Linked DNA regions of Homo sapiens: region 2 is linked to region 1. Evidence: chromatin loops called from intact Hi-C (ENCODE). Cell type or tissue: B cell. All regions are shown on one strand. Each heading gives the region's core, and the rest is flanking DNA. Links, peaks and the distances in the headings are about the cores only.

Region 1 (5,849 bases), core at 928-4,927:
CTATGTTCTCCTAAATATTTTTTTAAATTTAATCTATTGCGATTGTTAAACAAAAAAAATGTCTAGTGGTATAAGAAAACATCCTCCAATAGTTTGTTTTAAAACTGATTTTCTGAGCTTTCAGCCATTTGAGGAACTGCTCGGTGTTGGGTGGTGGGGAACAGGGCACAGAGATGCCATGGCTCAGCCCTGGAGCTTTGAGAGCCTTGGGTTGGTTTCCAGCCCCACCCTGCCTGGTCCTGGGAGCAGCCCCTGTTCTGTCCAGCAGCCAGTGAGGCCCTGTGCACCTCTGAGCACATAATGAACCCTCTGACGGTGGCAGCTGTAATGACGACATCGTAGGCCTTTCCTGGCCTGTCTTCCTAGTTGCCTAATGGGGTTGTCTTGGTACCTTCTGCCTGAAAATTCATGAACCTGGGTTGGTCAATGGCTTTGAACTAAAGGTATCAATTCTGTAGGTGGTAGCTTGTGGCCCCACCCCTCAGAGTGACCTAAGAAACGCACATAGGAGATGAAGGCTCCATGCTGTGTCAGCTGTGTCACAGGATGCCCGCCTTCACGGCTCTGAAGGGACCTGTAGGATCAGAAGTCTGAGGCTAGTAATGAGGAGGAGAGCCGGCCCCACACAAAACATGACCACAGGAAAAAACCTATCTGTGTAACCACTGAGCCAGGTAGGGTGTGACTGGCCACTTAACACCCCTGAGGCTTCAGATCCTCAGTTATAAACCAGGAGTGGTAGACGAGGTGGTCACTAGGTCCCCTCATGGCCCTAGTATTCTGTGCTTCTGTAAATTTTCACCGTGTGCCCTCTAGCTGTCCCTGGTGACCCAACATCCAGACCACCTTTTCTTCCATCCGTTTTCCCACCTGAGACATCGCAAAATGGGAGTTCCCTCCTTCTGGTTCTTGCTGTCTGCCTCCCCATTTAACTCTGCTAGATTAATTCATACTAAGATATTAATGGCTGACTAGTTTAATAGGTTTTATCCCACTGAAATTTGCATTTGTACAAATGTCACTGTCTGGGGGCTCCCTACTTCCGGGTGTTGCTGTCTGCCCCCCAGTTTATCTCTACTAGATTAATTCATACTGAGCTATTAATGGCTGACTAGTTTAATGGGCTTTTATTCAAGAGAAATTTGCATTAAAAAAAAAAAAAACCTCTCCGGGAGGGAGATAGGATCTCTAAATCCAAAGGAAAGCACACTCATGGTGACGGTTTCAGGCACTGTAGGGTAGGCTGGAGCAGGGACCTCTGGTGACCTCAGCCCACAGCAAGATGTGGCTGTTTCTTGTGCTGCCTTTCTACAAAGCCTTATGCCCACAGGCGGTTGGGGGGCCAAATCAGGCCCGTGGGGGTGGCCCTCAAGGGCCTGATTTCTGCTCTGACCTTACACCACTTGTGCTAGTGGGAGGTATAGTCACCTTGAGTGTAAAGGTGACACAGTTATCAGATGGTCCCCACCCCTTTCTAGGCACAGGGGGTTTCCTTCCTTTAAAGACCTGTCCCAAGGCCGGGCGCGGTGGCTCACGCCTATAATCCCAGCACTCTGGGAGGCTGAGGCGGGTGGATCACCTGAGGTCAGGAGTTCGAGACCAGTCTGGCCAATATGGTGAAACCCCATCTCTACTAAAAATACAAAAATTAGCTGGGTGTGGTGGTGGGCACCTGTAATCCCAGCTACTCGGGAGGCTGAGGCAGGAGAATCGCTTGAACTTGGGAGGTGGAGTTTGCAGTGAGCCGAGATCATGCCACTGCACTCCAGCCTGGGCAACAGAGCAAGACTCCATCTCAAAAAAATAAAAAATTAAAAAAATTTAAAAAATAAAATAAAGACCTGTCCCATACTGAGACAATCAGCAACCATACCTGAATTGCATGTGTGCACCAATACAACAAACTAATGAAGTTACCAAAATATAATTCAACAACTGTGATTTTCAAAATGAGCCAACTAGTGTCCCAGGCAGTCGTGATGCACCCTATGCCAAAATCAACGTGTTTCCTTTTACTAACGCCATTTGAAATTTAACGGCTGAGAATCACAGGCCTTCTTTGATACAAGCTGACTTCCATAGTTTTTCCAAGTCCAACAATGCTACGCTGATATCTGTGCTTCCACAGATATCAAGGAATTCTTCCAAGGTTCAGAAGGGAAATGGTCTACCCCAGGTCATCCAGTTAGCTTAAAAGGAGAAATAAGCCCAGATTCTCTGCCCTTCAAGTATCTGCCCCCTACCCCAGACTCTCCCATGTACAGCTATTTAAAAATCTGATGAGTAAATCACCCATATATTAAGGCAAGAGCTTTCAGGCTCTGCAGTCTACTCTTCTGAGCCACTCCTAAAGAGTCTACATGCAGGCAATTGTATCCCACACTCTGGCCTCACCCATGCTCTGTGGACTTCATGGAAGATTCAAACAATCGATGGAATCAGGGCTTGTGAAAGGTGAGCGTTTTGAAATTCCTCCTGCCTTGTCTTGTTCCTGCAGCAGGTTGAGGGCAGTCTTCTGCTCTCTCTACACCCACAGGGCACCAGACACAAGGACTATACCACAATGAGCCTCCTTCAGTGTCTGGGAGGCTCAACAAAGAATGAGTGAGCCCCAGTCTTATCCAAAGAAAGGAGCCTCACATCTCCCCAAATGCCTGTGTGTCCCCGTGTCAACATTCCCACCCACCTCCTTGGGCTGTGCGGTGGCTTGCACCTGTAATCCCAGCACTTTGAGAGGCCAAGGCAGGAGGATTGCTTGATGCCAGGAGTTCAAGACCGGCCTGAACAACATCATGAGACCCCCATCTCAACAAAACATTTTTAAAATTAGTCAGGTGTGGTGGCGTGCATGTGTAGTCCTAGCTACTTGGGAGGCCGAAGTAGGAGAATCACTTGAGCCCAGGAGTTCCAGGCTACAGTAAGCTATGATTGTGCCACTGCACTTTAGCCTGGGAGACAGAACGAGACCGTGTCAAAAAAAAAAAAAAAACCTACCTTCCTGCCTTGTAGCCACATTTCTCAACCCAGCATCTCTGCCTGGAGACCTGAAACCCCATGTGATGTAAAGAAGGCAAAATGACAAGGTCAGCCTGCTCAGTAGCAATTTGAAACAACGCAGGTAGTTTGGAAAGCAATCCCCATAAGGAGAAGGGCAGCTGGGGGAGGGGACAGGAGTACTCTCTTCCCTTTATTAAAATGAGATGCTTGGCCTAGAGCCTGCCAAGGTCCAAAGGATGCACCTGTACACAACACTGTTTACTGAAATAAAAAAACATCTTAAATATTTTTTTTAGCTCGGAATGAACAAGAGGAACAGGAGGAGAAGAGAGAGATCAAGAGGAGGCTAACCCGAAAGGTAGGTGGTTCTCCATGCCAAGAGCTGGGACAGGAGAGGGTGGGCTGCCTGCCACACCTCTGCCCTCTGCTGGCCTCAGTGGCCTCACCGCTGCCTGGTTCCTCTCCTCCTGTGTCAGAGAGTGCCACTCTCTTACTCTATAAGACCTCTCCACTCAGCTTCATGACCCTCAGTCCTTTCAGCTGGTGACACTCAATGTTGTTTGATTTTGTGACACCCACCTACTTCCTAACAACTCGATGGCTATTGCGTTGTATTTTTGATTATACTAAATGTTTTGTTTTACAAAATTCACTATAATCCCATTAAGCAATGGGAAATTCATAATCAAAATCAGTAGTTCAAAGGCCAGGTTCAGTGGTTCATGCCTATAAACCCAGCACTTTGGGAGGCCAAGGTGAGTGGATAGCTTGAAGCCAGGAGTTCGAGACCAGCCTGGGCAACATGGTAAAATGCTGTCTTTGTCAAAGTAAATATACAAAAACTAGCTGTGCATGGTGATGTGCACCTGTAGTCCCAGATACATGGGAGTCTGAGGTTGGAGAATTGCTTGAGCCCAGGAGGCAGAGGTTGCAGTGAGCCGAGATCGCGCCACTGCACTCCAGCCTGGGCAACAGAGCAAGACTCTGTCTCAAAAAAAAAAAAAAATTACTAGTTCGAATATTACACAATTATTTGCTATGACCCTGGGAAAGTATAGACTTTTTTTTTTTTTTTGCTCCCCCTGACACTATTCTTTCCCTAGGAATTAAGAACTATGCAACTTTATTAGGCTAAATTACGAAAGTACTGACAAATTTAAAGCAGATGTTTGAGAAGCACATAGCTTAAAGTCATAAAACTGGAATTTTAATATAGTCTTAACCCCAAAAATAGATGGTTTGGCAATGCACTGTAGCCTCGCATGCATCTCATTCCACATGAGTGTCCTCTTTAATAATAAACGCATTGTTAAGGCTATTCTTGGATGATGCTGAAAAGTTTAATTAATTGATGACATGCAAGATACAATACTCCCTTCTGTCTGACGAAGTCAAAGTGTTTTTAATCAGCCTCCTACAGTGACCATCTTGAGAGAAAGATACTCTCATATCTTAGCTACAGTTAAGAGGCCCATTAATATTAATTTTAAAAAGGTTTATTAGTGGATTTTTCTCTCCAGAAATATCACACAAAGGAAGAAATTCAGAGATCCTGAAATATCATACCAATTATTAAGGTGATGGTTTGTATTTCTCCACACTTTCCCTGCGAGCATCCCAAATACCTGGTGACAAGCCAAATGCCAACCCAATTAGCAAGAGCTGGACAAACAAGTGCCTGAATGGCCAGACGACTGGCTGGGGTCACCCTGGTGGAGACTAGAGCAAGAGCTAAGTGACTTCACCAGCCAGTCGCTGTCCCACCCGTCAAGGTTGGACCCTTTACATCCTTAAGCCCACCCACTCTTTGGATGCAGGGTGCAGTTTTTCCTGAGCTTGAGTAGTGAGAAGAGCAGGAGAGATGCATTAGCTTTTTCTCATCGTGTCCTTGAAATGACTGGGGCTCGAAAAAGACACTGTGATAAACTTTCATTTCTGATACAGAAAGGTCTAGACACTTAGAAAAAAAAAAAGTTGTTTAAATCAGATTTTCATCAAATTTTTCAGAATTGGTTGCTGGATCCCCAAAATTCACCCAGTTTTAAGGTTGCTTGCTAAAAGACGGTCACAGAGAAATACTTAGACATTTATTTAATTCCTATCTCTTAACAAAGTTGATATGATTTTGCGGAGAACTTGACTAACTGCATGATTTGGTAATGAGCGAGTAAAGAGTCTTCCTTTCCACACCCATCTCCCTAGGGTAGGTGACACTAGGGATGGGGACCCCAAATAGTTCATAGGTTTTGCGGGTCTCCACAATCAAATAATTGCCTCTCTGTTCCTGCTCACCTCTCCTTTCTTCTCCCAGGGAAATGGCCTTGGAATTTTAGCATTTGCCCTCCCCTGGGACTGGCTGGGGGGGTTAGAAATAAGGAGCTTGAGAGGGGATAACTGCTTCTAAGAGAGAGACTGGAGAACAGAGGGGCAACTTCCATATCTGCTTTTGCGGGCAGAGATGTGGCGCCTTCCGGCAGGTAGGGAACCTACATCATCACTTCCTGGCCCTGTGAAGGTTCTTCTCCTCTTGAGCATTTATCACACTGAGACCAGATGCCAGTGATGGGGGCTGCTTTACAGTGATCTGCCTTCAGCCCAATAACTTCTTCAATAAAATTCTATTTAACTGTAATGCACTAGTAAGAAAAATAAAAAATAAAGCGTAGTAACTGAGGCTGATAGCAACAGACCAGTCATTTTCTCTGACCAAACTGAGACTAATATAAAAATTACATGCTTTGTCTTTTTAAAAAAGACATGCCTGCGGCCAGGCGCAGTGGCTCACGCCTGTAATCCCAGCACTTTGGGAGGCCGAGGCGGGCCTGACTTTGGCTGCAAAGATTATTTTTGCA
Region 2 (5,849 bases), core at 768-4,767, 83 kb before region 1:
AGAAGTTTTTTTTCTGCAGTGCATACAAGGACTATCTGTTGATTAAAACAGTTTTTAAAGGATGCTTTCTGCTCTGATTTCTATAACCAGGGCAAAGAGCGTAGCAAAATACCTGTCTTTTTTGTAGCACTGTTAGGTTGGAGATTTAATTCACTCAGCACTTATGTTTTCAATGCCTGCTATGTGCAAGGTGTTCTGCCAGCCCTCATACAATGTACAAAAATGGTTAAGGCCATCAGCGGGAGGAGCTGCAGGCTGTGATAAGCTACAGAAAATGTTTAATAGGAGGAGATGTAAACATGGCTCTAAATAAATTCAAGTATAACAAGTCAAATCCTTTTGGAGGAATCAAGAAAAAGCATCATTAAGGAGGAGTTATTTAAGACAAGCCTTAAAGATGAGTGGGATTTTGACAGGTAGGATTGGAGGAGGAGGTTGTTCTTAAACAAGATGCAAAGGACACACAGGCACGTGGGTACAAGGCTTATTATGTTCAAGAAATAGCAAATAGTCCTATCAGCAGGGATGTAGGATTCTTGTGGTGTAGTAAGGAAAATTGGGGCTGAAAAGTGGATTGTGGTGAAACTGTGGAGAGCTGTGAATGTCACGAGGAAGGATTTAACTTTGTAGAAGGAAGTTAGCATCTTTTGTGCACTTTTTAGCAGCAATTGCTTGATTTCAGCCAAGCATGTCTCTCAATTGTTCCTGTGAATAAGATGGACAGTAATGCTGTTCGATGGATTTATAACTGGATGTATAAATAAACTGGGGCATGTCCAACATCAACATGAAATTGCAAAGGGCACCAAGCTTCCTTCCTTTTGCATATTTTCTAAACATCCCAGGGGTAAGTTTCATGAGGGCAGGGATTTAATCTGATGTGTTCCCTGCTGAGTCCTTAGCTAATGCTGAACAGGAGGCTTTGTGAGGGAGAGAAGCCCTGTTGCTGAAGGAGGAGTTTGATGATCTTTTGCCTGTATCTTCATAGCAGGATACTTGCATTTTAGGGAAGTTAGCAAAATGTTCTCCAGTTCTAAGTTCTGCCATAAATTAACCCTGATTCCCCTGTATTCTGTAGTGTTTGAAGGAAACATGATAACCTAGATGTAAAAGCAACCCCTTTAAAGAGTAGCAGTTAGAACATGACAGTCATCCATATTGGTCAAACTCATGGTCCAGCCGTAGTTCTCAGGCCGTACACTAAGAATTTTGGAAGGAAACAGGCATGCTCTTACACACACCAACTACAGACAGTTAGACCAGCCATTAACATCATTGTAAATGCAAAAAATACGAGTGTGACCTCCAACAGTGAATAAATATCATCCTGCATCCAAGAGATGCAAGGTAAGAGATGAGCTGCAGCCATCCTTGTTTTTCCTTTAAAGTATTTATGGATCTAGCTTGAACTTACACTGTCACCATGAATATTCTACCTCTTAATAGCTCTCTGTGTATATATATATATATATATATATATATAGTTTTGGGGAGTGTATGTTGAGATGCGGTCTCACTATGTTGTCCAACTTGGAGTGCAGTGGCATGATCATAGCTCACTGCATCCTCAAATTCCTGGGCTCAAATGATCATCCCACCTCAGCCTCCCAAGTAGCTGGGACTATAGGCATGCGCCACTACTCCCAGCTAATTTTTTAAAATTTTTTTAGAGACAAGGTCTCTCGATGTTGCCCAGACTGATCTCCAACTCCTGGGCTCAAACAGTCCTCCTGCCTCAGCCTCCCAAGTAACTGGGACTACAGGCGAGATCTGCCACATCCAGCTCAGTATTTTCTTTTATATGATCTCAATTTACTTTCAAACTTCATACGTCTATCTCCTGTTTTGCATGTTTTGAGAGCAGATGAATGTGTCGATGCTCACCCTGATGACGTGGTGACTTTGATTTGATTCCCTATCTGCTTGGATGAATGAATGATCCTTTCATCTCTCCATCTCTGCATTTCTCACCCTCCTTTATGCCTGTCCTGCAGAAGGCCCAGGTTCAACAGCACAGTGATCAATTGAAGGGCATTCTTCTCTTCCGGTCTCCCTAGGAGCAGCAGCACCAGTCCATGGCTGCAGACATAAACAATATGATGTGTTTTTATATAGGTGATTTATAATTTCTCACAAAATACTTACTGATCCTCTCAACAGGTGTTTGTTCCATGATTAGAAGGACATCTACCATTTTGACTCTTTGAGAGCAGTTTCCTGGGCTGGGCGCGATGGCTCACGCCTGTAATCCCAGTACTTTGGGAGGCCAAGGTGGGCAGATCACGAGGTCAAGAGATCAAGACCATCCTGGCCAACATAGTGAAACCCTGTCTTTACTAAAAATACAAAAATTAGCTGGGCGTGGTGGCGCGTGCCTGTAGTCCCAGCTACTCAGGAGGCTGAGGCAGGAGAATTGCTTGAACCCAGGAGGTGGAGGTTGCAGTGAGCCAAGATCACACCACTGCACTCCAGCCTGGTGACAGAGCAAGACTCCGTCTCAAAAAAAAAAAAAAAAGAAAGAAAGGAAAAAGAAAAGAGAGCAGTTCTCTGGCAATGAATACTGTGTAATTTTATTGAAGAAAAAAAAAAAAACTAACTGAATTACATGCCCTGCAAGGGTGACGTGCCTAAGTGACTCAGTTAGCTGGAGAGTGACTCTCCTCTCCAGTCCTTCCCTACTCATGGCCATCTTCCCAGGGTACATTTAATAATGGATTGTATATTTCAAAATTGCCAAGACAGAAGATTTTAAATGTTTTCACTGCCAAAACATGATAAGTATGTAAGGTGATGGATTTGTTAATTAGCCTGATTTAATCATCCCACATTACAAATATGTATCAAAATGTCATCCCATGAATATCTACAATTATTATTTGTCTAGTAAAATTTTTTTTTAAATTTAATGTTTCTTTGTAGAAAGCGGCTCTGAAACTAAGTCAGCTGAGGGTGCCAGGGTTGTGTATGTTATCATGGCCCTTGAGGTTATGATTCCAGATCTGAGGACGGTCCTCACGGAGGCCAGATGTCTGCTGTGGTTTTCACATGCTGACCTGGCTTGGAAGGGAAAGCCAGGTTTGGGGCATTTCACAAAAATAACATTTTTTTCATTACTCTTGTTTCTCTCAACATCATCCCTCTCACCACAAGGGGTCAGTCAGCACATTTTGCCTTTGACCAAGGCAAAACGCCAGGCGAGTGATCATCCCTAGGCGGGCCTCGTGTTCTGAAGGAACTGATGGAGCTCCTGTTGACCTCTTTCTTGCAGCCAAGGGGAATCTGATTTAGTAGATTAGTGATGCTAGACTCTCATTTCTGTTCCAGATATACTGCCAATAGGCCCTTTATTATAGTCCACCATCTTCAGGTGGAGTACCTATAGCTAAGGTTAAGTAATTAAAGGAGATAAGTAATTCCAACTCACTGCAACTAGTTGGCAAATGACTGAGAAAATTTTGCAACACCTTTATTCATTGGGCACTAAGTGCTGTGCTCATTGACAAGTAACTGCCGATACAGCAGCAGTTACAAATGGGCCTCTATAGCAGGTGCTGATTAAAAAGTTCATTTGTGGCCTGGCGCGGTGGCTCATGCCTGTAATCCCAGCACTTCAGGAGGCCGAGATGAAGGGATCACTTGAGGTTGGGAGTTTGAGACCAGCCTGGCCAACATGGTGAAACCCCCATCTCTACTGAAACTACAAAAATTAGCTGGGCGTTGTGGCGAGCACCTGTAATCCCAGCTACTCAGGAGGCTGAAGCATGAAAATTGCTTGAACCCAGAAGGCGGACATTGCAGTGAGCTGAGATCGCGCCACTGTACTCCAGCCTGGGCGACAGAGAGAGACACCGTCTCAAAAAAAAAAAAAAAAAAAAAAAGTTCATTTGTGGTGGTAAGAAGAGAGGTTAGAGGTGTATTTATTTAGTCCACACTTATTCCGTGTGTCGGCTACAGCCATACGGCACAAGGACCAACTTTAGAAGTCATCTTTGCTTTTTCTTTCCTTGTCTGAAGTCATCAGCCAGGGCTGTGTCAGGTTTGGAAATACAGCCCTCTTGGGTTTTATGGCTCTGTGACATTCACGGTTTGGGTTTATTTTCCTTGTTCTCTGGAACTGGTCGTTTTTGCTTCTTCCACTCCATCAACAGAGACAGTTTTATGAATACACTGCATCTCAATCAGTCTAGCTGCAGAAATAAGTCAGCAAGCAGAGAGCTCTGTGTGTTTCCCAGCAGGAGCAGCCACCATCATCATTAGAAAGGCAAGAAGTAGTGTGTATCCTCCAACAATTAATAAATATCATGCATCAGATAGATGCAAAACCATTTATTCAGTGAGGTGCTGTCAAGGGAAAGGAGGCATTTTTATCCCAGGAATCAAGGGAAAGGAGGCATTTTTATTCTAGGATCTTTAGAGGTAAAGAGACAAAATCCCAGGAAGGTTAGATGTCTTCCTCAGGCAGTTAAAAGCAAAGGACGCAGGTTTTCAGACTCCTAGATCATCCACTGGTTTTCTTTCTTTTTTTTTTTGTTTTTTGAGACAGAGTCTCACTCTGTTGCCCACGGTGGAGCGCAGTGGTACAATCTCAGCTCACTGCAACCTCCGCTTCCCAGGTTCAAGCGATTCTCCTGCCTCAGCCTCCCAAGTAGCTGGGACTACAGGCGCATGCCACTGCGCCCAGCTAATTTTTGTACTTTTTTTAAAGACAGGGTTTCACCATGTTGGTCAGGCTGGTCTTGAACTCCTAACCTCGTGATCCGCCCGCCTTGGCCTCCCAAAGTACTGGGATTACAGGCTTGACCCACTGCACCCGGCCCCAGTCACTAGTTTTCAATACCGATGTAGTGCGGTGTGCATCAGAACAATACACTGAAACCTAGAAACCTCTCCTGGAGCATTTTGTGGTGGTGTTTTGTTGCAAGCATGGAGAACCGCCATGGAAGTCTTTCGCAAGCCTCTCTGCTCTATTACTTGATTCACTTTCCAATCACCTCTGCTCTTTTCCACTGCTTACTTATGATAGTACCACCACATATTAAACACTCTCTGTTGTTTTTTTGGCTTCTACCTTCCCACCCCAGGCTGGAAAGCATCAGGATAGGTGGATTTTCAGAAGTGTGGTGAAAGCCCTATTAGCAACACTGCAGCTATATAAGGTACTTTGCAATTTACAAAGCACGTTCACGTGATCCTGTCTGACCCTCCAAACAACCTATGGCAGAGGTGGGGAATGTATTATGATGTTTGTCTCAGAATCAAGACTACATTTGCTGATCTCCTCTGATGCATCAAGGACTGTACGGGGGCTACTTTATACTCAGGCCTTCTGCTGACCTATATGGAGACTTTGTAAAATTAGAAAAAGTGCCCTGTAGAGGATGCCCCTTCCTCTAGAGTGAATCAGCCCCACACCAGGGCAGGCCTCAGGCTAGATTTCAACCCTAAGGTCCCCTCAGCACCTTGCATGGAGCTGTGTAGTTATTAATCTATTTACTTCTCATTACAGATCTATACTCTGGGCAATACTCCCTTTCTACAGATGAGAAAACTGAGGCTCAGGAAAGCTAAATGTCTTAGGAAGAGTAACAAAGTTTCTTGGTCTTGGAGCTGTACTTAAACCCCAGCTCTTCTGAGTTCCTTTTTTTTTTATTATTATTATTATACCTTAAGTTCTAGGGTACATGTGCACAATGTGCAGGTTTGTTACATATGTATACATGTGCCATGTTGGTGTGCTGCACCCATTAACTGGTCATTTACATTAGGTATGTCTCCTAATGCTATCCCTCAAGGATCTAGAATCATTCTTCTGAGTTCTAAGCCAGTGGTGGTTTCACCAGGACATTCTG

Evidence for each region. Peaks named below come from ENCODE experiments on the same cell type or tissue, not always from the same donor. Only the 100,000 strongest peaks of a DNase experiment are listed, where the experiment ranks them.
Region 2: it touches region 1 in a loop (21-fold over the local background); 10 of 110 quality-filtered maps call a loop at or near these places.

The regions. Positions count from the first base shown.
Region 1 is chr6:13,274,975-13,280,823 of GRCh38, forward strand. It overlaps PHACTR1 (phosphatase and actin regulator 1), which reads left to right. Exons shown (of 15, transcript NM_030948.6): 12 at 3,294-3,355. All of the region lies in intron 8 of TBC1D7-LOC100130357 (TBC1D7-LOC100130357 readthrough), which reads right to left. It overlaps LOC100130357 (a long non-coding RNA gene), which reads right to left. Exons shown (of 5, transcript NR_160971.1): 5 at 4,183-5,849. Among named protein-coding and RNA genes, the nearest start is that of TBC1D7, 51 kb to the right of the region's middle. RefSeq lists an enhancer at 3,195-3,364. In B cell, for the core only: CTCF peaks have their summits at 3,421 (motif pointing left) and 3,620; DNase peaks (open chromatin) are centred at 2,537 and 3,317; H3K4me3 peaks cover 758 bases; H3K27ac peaks cover 3,220 bases.
Region 2 is chr6:13,191,903-13,197,751 of GRCh38, forward strand. The region is part of intron 7 of PHACTR1 (phosphatase and actin regulator 1); the gene reads left to right. Among named protein-coding and RNA genes, the nearest start is that of TBC1D7, 130 kb to the right of the region's middle. RefSeq lists a silencer at 3,168-3,257. In B cell, for the core only: a CTCF peak has its summit at 3,176 (motif pointing right); a DNase peak (open chromatin) is centred at 3,179.